Linked DNA regions of Homo sapiens: region 1 is linked to region 2. Evidence: chromatin loops called from intact Hi-C (ENCODE). Cell type or tissue: heart right ventricle. All regions are shown on one strand.

Region 1 (4,000 bases), 110 kb after region 2:
TAGTTGAACTTGTGATTTTAAAGAACAAGAAGGTGCTACTGGGTGGGAGGTGCCCAGCCTGGGCCCACAGTCAGGTGCGGGAGCTGGTCTCTGCAGGAGAAGTGCTTCCACTGGAGTTCGGTTTCAGCTGTGAACGGTGGGCTTTTACTGACTTTGACAGAGGTTTCTCAGAATCTTAAACCACAAAGAGGCAAACACAATGGCCTCTAACAATTTTCTGATGCACACTGATAGGGGCTGTCTCATTGGTTTGTAGTCATCCAGTTTACAACTGGAAAGGACTTCAGATATCATCTGGCCCTTTGCTTCTCAAATTGCTGATTTTGACTCACTAGTGGTCATGAAATCAATTTAATGGGCTGTGACCAACTTGTAAATGTTTTATTTTTTACAGATAGAATACAATACAATAGAATAGATCAAAGTGGTTCTTATACTGTGAATAAGGTGTTCTTCTGTAAAACTTTTATTTCAAATGTATGTGTGTGTATTAGATAACAATGTGGTTAATATATTATTTACTGAGGTTCATGATTAAACAGTGTCAAAATCACCGACCTAGTCCAAATCCCACATTTTACATCTAAGAGAACTAAAGCTGGAGAGGGGAAGTGATTGGCCTAAATCCATTAAGGTAACAAGCAGTAGAGAGAAAGAAAGTTGAAGCTGGGATTTTAACTGCAGATTTCTACTGTAAGCTATCATGCCCTGTTGGATGCTTCTACCCAAAGAAGAGGGAATTAATACAGGTTCTTGATCTTTATGAGGGTGGGTCACAAAGACTTAGATAGCAGTAGTCATTAAAATATGCAGCAACCATCACCCATATGCTGTTATAGAAAGAGGATGGGGGGAAATGAACTGGTATAAAATAAATGGGCTGAAAGAAGAAGTTAGAAGTCCAGAAAATTAGGTAAACTTCAGAAGGGTCTTTGGATCAAGACTGGGAAAGAAGGTGGTCTTAAATCATAAGAAAGCATGGAAGCTTTGTAGCAATACACTATTTGGTATAACGAGATCATGCTGGTGGCAGGTAAGGGTGAAGAGTCTATTAATGGTTCATTCAAGAAAAGTGGGACTCAAATCAAATTCCTCTGTCTCTTTGGTCTAAGCCACTTATTTATCTGTGGACAATTGTTCCTTTGATAATTCCACCTACTGGGCAGTGTGCTTGGCTTGGTGATAGTTGTCCTGTGGACAACTTTCTTCCTATTCTCAAAGGCCTCCTAAAACATCAGCACACTATGTCAGGGCATTCACTTTTAGAGAATAATGGCCCCCCTAAAATGCAATAATGCAGTTTAGTGAATTCCAATCATTTAAAAAAGGTGCTCTTACAGGCTTAGTGTTCATGATTAAGCTATTTTGACCAGTGAGAATATTGATATTTCACTCACTGAATGATGCTCAATAATTATGACCTACAGACCATCATGATGGTCTCACATGAATTTTGCTTTCAGATTCACATTATTGGGAACGGCAATGCACAGCTTTGCTTTCAACGCTTTCATGAAAGCCAGCTTTCACCAAGCTAGGGGACCCAAATATTGCCCACAGTTTGGCCTCATGGCCAGAGATGTTAGAATAATTCAGGACTTCTGTGCTTAATTCCACTGTTTCAAGGGTATTGTGTTTTCTCAATATACTATGTATATTTTCATTTTCATCAATTCCTCTTAGAATTGAGCCACATTTTTGGGTCAAACATTTAGTAAATGAGCCTCATACTGAGGCTTGCACTTTTATCAGCAGCAAAAACCTAAAGTTTGACTCCTTAGCATCAGTGTCTGGGAAGCTCTTCCACAACGGTGGCTTAATTTCCACCTTTCTTCAACATCTATGATTCTACTGAGCTCAGTCCAGTTTAAAAACAAGTGCCATCTCCAGGTGTCAGCTGCCCAATTTAAGTCTAAGTACTTGTCTTTTCTTGGACAAATCAGCAATAGTTTCCACCCTACCCTATCCTCAGCCACATGTTCAAGCCCAGTGTATTCAGATGTCTCATATCTTCTAAGTCAAAGAACAAACATGTCCAACAGGTGAGTCTTTCAGAGCCCTTCAATTCCCGTTGTTCTTGATCCATGATGGTAGGCCAGGAAGTCTCACATAGCCATCTGCCAGTATTAAAGTAAACCATCTCTATGCTGTTCTTCAACCCCATCTAAATAGTACATAAACATGATGGTTAAGAGCAATTACACGAAAAGTGTTCACACCTTAGTCACTTCCAGAACACAGACTCTCCTAATGGATGGCACCATGGAAGCTGAGCTTTAAAAAGTGTTGAAACGACCTTGTTATTTTGATTGCTGATGCCACATGCTTTTCCTTATGTATCCCAAAGTTCTCAACTTCCTCACTGCCTGGTGACAAGGTGCTATTAGTTCATGCATGCTAGCTAATTAAATTTTAAAAATGGTGCTAAAAACCTCCAACTTGGAGGCATATGAGACACCTCCCCCTCCTGTGGTGTGAACTTTGAAGCTAAGTGTCAGGCCCTTTATACCAAAGGCTTATTTATTTGCTAAATTGATTTTTTTTTTCAGTATGGGACCTAAGGTTCCCTGGGAGATAGATTGCTTCAGGCTTTGATACTTACAAAGATGTTCTTAGAACACCCTACTGCAGCTAGGTACAAGAAGCTACAAACGTGACATCCAAACGAGGATATTCAGTGCAGCCCTGGCTTGTGATTAAGCAGTACAACAGAATAGAGAAATCAGAAATACACCTAGGAATTAATAAATGATAAAAGTGACATTTCAAATCATTTGGAAAAGGATGAATTTCCAGATGGAACTCTACCCTCCTGGAGGGGGGGAAAAAGGGTGTGTCCCTAACTCCATCTTCCAAATAAATTCCTGATATATCAAACATTCTATATTTTAAAAATAAAATTTAAAGAAACTAGAAAAATGAAAGTTTATGAAAAAATATCCTTGGTGGAGAAAACCTTTCTGAGTAAGATGCAAAATGTAGACACTGTTAAAATCAATTAAAGTCAACAACACAAAAACAAATGTTTTCTGATTGGAAGAAATATATGATAAGCAAAGTCAAAGACAATGATAAAGAGGAGAAACTATTTAAGGCATATAAAAGGCTACTTTCTTTAATATGCAAAGAGCTTCTACAAATAAAGTGGGAAAAGATCAATAACCCAACAGAGAAGTGGCAAAGGATCCCTCAGAAAACAAAATACATTGCATTTTAAACATATGAAAAGATGCTCAAACTTGCTCATAATTAGAGAAATGCACATCGAAACTGCAGCAATATACCATCAAATGGTAAAGATTTAAAATTGTGACCACACATTTTAATGACAAGTATGGGAGGGACATATGCATATTTATGGGAATCTAAACTGACATAAACCCTAGAAAGAGAAATTTAGTCATATTTATCGAAATTAAAAACATAGACCATCTTTGACCTAATAATTCCATTTCTAGGAATTTATCTTGCATACTTACCCCAGACATCAATGATGTGTATATGAAAATCTTCACTGCGATGGTGTTTGTAAAAGTAAGAGATGTTTATCAATTGAGAACTTGTTTTAAAAATTAGGATACATTCATACAAGGAAATCCTTAAAAACACTACCTAATTTAACAAGAATGAATGAAGCAAAATGGGACAATTTCCCAAATACCATTAATGAACAAAGCAAGGTAAAGAACAGCATGTATCATATATGATCCATTTGACTATAAAGAAATTTTTAAGAGAGGTTGCCTCTGTGAAGGAGCAGATGGGCCCCAGGGTGGGAGCAAGTGTACTTTTTTCTTATACTCATTTGTACTTTATGAATTATGTACAAAGTTCATGCTTACCTACCTACAACTTGATGCTCTGATGGGAGTATATGAGGTTATGCAACAAGGCTGGCATCATGAAGGGATCCAGGGATGCAGGTGCCACTTACCAAAATGGAGCGGCATAGCTGATGGATGCCAGGAAGTGTAAAAGTCAAGTTCAACAAGAGGGAGCC
Region 2 (4,000 bases):
AGCACTCATAAGCAAAAACGCATTCCAACATCAACTAGATTCGAGTCTTTGAATTATCTGCTGTTTGGTAATATTTAGGATTCTGTTTTTTCCATTAGTATGGAACATTCACAGCTGACTGTATATGATGTTGAAAGAAATAAGCCCCTAAGTAAGTGATAGTTAAATCACCTAGCCCACTTTCTCTGCACTGGGAAGTGAGTGGACCACATTTAATTTGCAGAGAAAATGCTTTTGTTCACTCACCCCACAGATCCTGGTTCCCTCTATTTACTCCGATTAGCAGAGTGTGTGGGGTGAGGGGCAGGGAAAGAGAGGGGATAAGATACGGTTCTGTGCCATATAGAACTTACTCTGTATTTGGGAAACCATTTATTTGTTCATTCACAGATTTATTTTTATGGTAATAGGGAGCCACTGAAGGTTTTTGATGAGTCAAGATAACATACTGAAAATGGCTTTGTGTGATCTGACAACGACATGTAGGATGGCTGAGGTAGAAAGAGTTGGGAAATAGGTCAATAAGACAGGAGGTTCTTGCAATAGTCCAGGCAAAAGTGAGGTGCTCCAATCACAAGGCCAGTAGTCAGAATGGGAAAAGGGGCTGAAAGAGAGAAGCCTTATCAGCAGTGGCTGTCTATCTTGGCTGTTCCCTATTGATGCTGGGGCCCATCCCAAAACATTTCCACTTAATCGGTCTGGATTGGGGTGCAGGAATTGGTATTGTTTTAGAAGTCCCCCAAGGGATTATCACATGCAGCCTGGATTTCAGAATCACTGTCATAAAGGAAGCTCTACCAGGGGAGGTGAGGGTGTTGGGATTTAACGGGTCAGGGAATGAAGAGAGATGAAAGGGATTCCCTGGTTTCATTCCTAAGTGGCTGAGAGAAACACAGAAAGAGGACCACATGGGTGGGGCAGCATCTTCCAGGGGAAGGAGATCAGCTTTTGCAGGATTTTGCTGGAGGCCCCCTCCACCACCCCACCTGGGTGAGACCGTGAGCAGCTTGGCGTAGAAGTGGGGAGATGGTATCGCACAGACGGGGATGAGTCCTCTGGGATAGGGGTAAGAAAAACAAGCACAGAGCCAAGCATTGAACCTTAATGCTTCCCAGGGGAAGGTGGCAGGGCAACTGGAAAGTAAGGGACCCTGGAAAACATCTCAGATCTCCTGGACAGTGCCTGGGAGATTCAAGACTAAGAGAGACCATTGATGGCTGGCACGGTGGCTCACGCCTGTAATCCCAGCACTTTGGGAGGCTGAGGTGGCAGGATTGCTTGAGGCCAGGAGATCGAGACCAGCCTGGACAACATAGTGAAACCCCATCTCTAAAAAAAAAAAAAAAATGCCAGACATGGTGGTGTGCACCTGTAATCCCAGCTACTCGGGAGGCCGAGGTGGAAGGATCACTTGAACCTAGGAGTTTGAGGCAGAGTGGACTATGATTGCCAGTAATAATAATGATAATAATGAAGAAGAAGACGCGCCATTATATTTGTCAACTGTGGCAGGGACAAGGCCAAAACCAAGTCAGTGGGGTCGCAGGATGAGTAGTTAGAGAGGGGATGAATGAGAGGGAGCGAGGGGAGACTGGCAGACTGCTTCTACCAGGCACACTGAAAGAATTTGGGAGAACAGAACAAACTGAAGGGAGGCAGGAGCGCATCATCACCCATCTGCAGGGTGAGCCCATGGCCAAGGAAAAGGCAGTGCTGTGCCATGCAGTTGTGGGGGTGGAGCCAGGCCCCATGGCATCAGTCCCAGAAAGAAAGATTCTGACTCCACGTGGGGCAGGATTTTCAAAGGACTACAACTTCACAATGCAATAGGCAAGCCCAGGTCCACCGGGGCTTTTCACACGAGGTTATGGAGCATCTGAAAAGGTCGCTGTGGGATATTCATAGGTCCCTCATCAACAGGAGAGCCACACGAGAGACCCCAAGGTGCCCTCCACCTCTGGACCGGTCTGATGCAGCATGGCCACGCCCCCACCCACCCAGGGACAGCCTCATGACCTTAGCAGATCCTGGTCACTCTGCCAGGCCAAATAAACGTGACGGGAAGGCGGAGAGCCATCAACTTGCCCTCCGCACACCCCTCCTGCATTTCCCATCCCTCATCTTCGTGTGCATCTTGTTGATGATTTGCTGTAGGAGTCAGAGAGCAGGTCACTAGCTGTTTGGGGAAATGGTAAACAAAGATAAGAGCTTTAAGCACTGGAATTTATTTTTTATCCACTGGCCTAAAAGCAACTGCATGTTAAATTTAGAAAGCTGGTGCCAGACCCCTCCCCGCCCCTCCTGCTTCCTGCTCCTCTTACCGCCCATGCTCAAAGCATGGTCTCAGCTGACTATAGAATACGAGATGTGTTTGTAAAGCCCAGGAGTCTTCAGAGGCTGCCTGCCTGGATGTTTATAAAAATGTCTCATCTGAGGGCCTGGGAGAAAGGGGCCGTTTCCTGCGCTCCCCAGCTCTGCTCACCATTCTAGCAGCAGCCATCTCTGCCCAAATATTTACCCAAACGTCCTCCCTGGTCAGGGCCCTGGGTGCATCAGTCCCCCACTGTCGTCAGGTGGGATGCCCGCAAGGGAGGGGGCAGCATTTTCAGCAGACCACCGATGGATTTATTAATAAGGCCTCCCTCACGCCTGGGAATCTATTATTGAACAGCTCTCTTTTCTCCGTGGGTTAAATCCCTTTGCTACCAACTCTAAGAACCTGCAGAAATCCTTCTATTGACCTGGAATTCTGTTGTATTGAATATTGTCTGAAATAAATGAGCCATTGTCTGGGCTCAGAATTTTCTGGGTAGAAAGAGATCTCCACTGTGATGTAATTTATTGCAGCAGGAGTTTTTTTTTTCTTTTTTTCCAGCTCATCCTGAATTCCCTATTGCCCACTCGGTCCATTTTCACAGTCCAGGATATAAGTGGGGAGGGCTAGGCCCAAGCTTAAAAAAAAAGCCTCCTTTGCCCAAGGATGATGTCCAGAGGCCTAAATGGTGACTGGTACCAGATTTTAAGGGCTACTGAGTAACTGAGGTCCATTTGTGTGGCCAGCTTAGAAGAAAAGAGATCAGACCAACACTCTCAGCTGGCATTGGGAGACCAGTCATAGGACAGTAAAAAGGGAAGAGCAGCTGGGCACAATGGCTCACGCCTGTAATCCCAGCACTTTGGGAGGCCAAGGCAGGCAGATCACTTGAGGTCAGGAGTTTGAGACCAGCCTGGCCAACATGGCGAAACCCCATCTCTACTAAAAATACAAAAAATTAGCCAAGTGTGGTGGCAGGTGCCTGTAATCCCAGCTACGCGGGAGGCTGAGGCAGGAGAACCACCTGAACCTGGGAGGCAGAGGTTGCAGTGAGCCCAGATCACGCCATTGCACTCCAGCCTGGGCAACAAGAGCAAAACTTCATCTCAAAAAAAATCAGCTGGGCATGGTTGTGCACACCTGTAATCCCAGCTACTTGGGAGGCTGGGGCAGGAGAATCACTTGAACCTGGGAGGCAAAGGCTGCAGTAAGCCACTGCCCTCCAGCCTGGGTGGCAGAGTGAGACTGTGTCTCAAAAAAAAAAAAAAAAAAAAGAAAGAAAGAAAAAGAAAAAGCAAAGCAAAGCAAACAAAGAGCAGTTCAACCCTCCCATTGGATGGATGAGGAACCACAGCCCAGAGAGGTGAAGTGACTTGCCTAAGCTGCACAGCAAAGGAGGGGGCAGAGGCAGCGTTAGACCTCAGGCCTTGGGATGCGGGTCCAGAGCTGTGCTCACTGCTACATTGCATTGGAGACAGAAGGGTTTAACCACAAAATCCAGGAGGAGAAACTAGGCATCCCATAGCTAGATGGGATTTTTAGTGTTCAATTGATAAGAAATTGTGGAGCATGCTTCTCGGGTCACACTGTGAGAATCTCAAGAAAGACAAGGCCTTGTGGAGAAGTGCGTCCATTCTAGGCCCAGGCAGCAGGGCCGCAGGGTCAGCAGGAGATGAACTTGAGCAG

Evidence for each region. Peaks named below come from ENCODE experiments on the same cell type or tissue, not always from the same donor. Only the 100,000 strongest peaks of a DNase experiment are listed, where the experiment ranks them.
Region 1: a loop joins it to region 2, with 3 times the contacts of the local background. A loop is called at or near these places in 2 of 110 quality-filtered maps.

Annotation. Positions count from the first base shown.
Region 1 is chr7:139,880,280-139,884,279 of GRCh38, reverse strand. The region is part of intron 3 of TBXAS1 (thromboxane A synthase 1); the gene reads right to left. LOC107986853 (a long non-coding RNA gene) reads right to left here. Exons shown (of 2, transcript XR_001745384.2): 1 at 3,847-4,000; 2 at 356-2,164. Among named protein-coding and RNA genes, the nearest start is that of TBXAS1, 53 kb to the right of the region's middle. In heart right ventricle, no CTCF peak of the experiment used is centred here; no DNase peak of the experiment used is centred here.
Region 2 is chr7:139,993,481-139,997,480 of GRCh38, reverse strand. The region is part of intron 9 of TBXAS1 (thromboxane A synthase 1); the gene reads right to left. Among named protein-coding and RNA genes, the nearest start is that of PARP12, 67 kb to the left of the region's middle. In heart right ventricle, CTCF peaks have their summits at 1,549 and 1,751; a DNase peak (open chromatin) is centred at 1,750.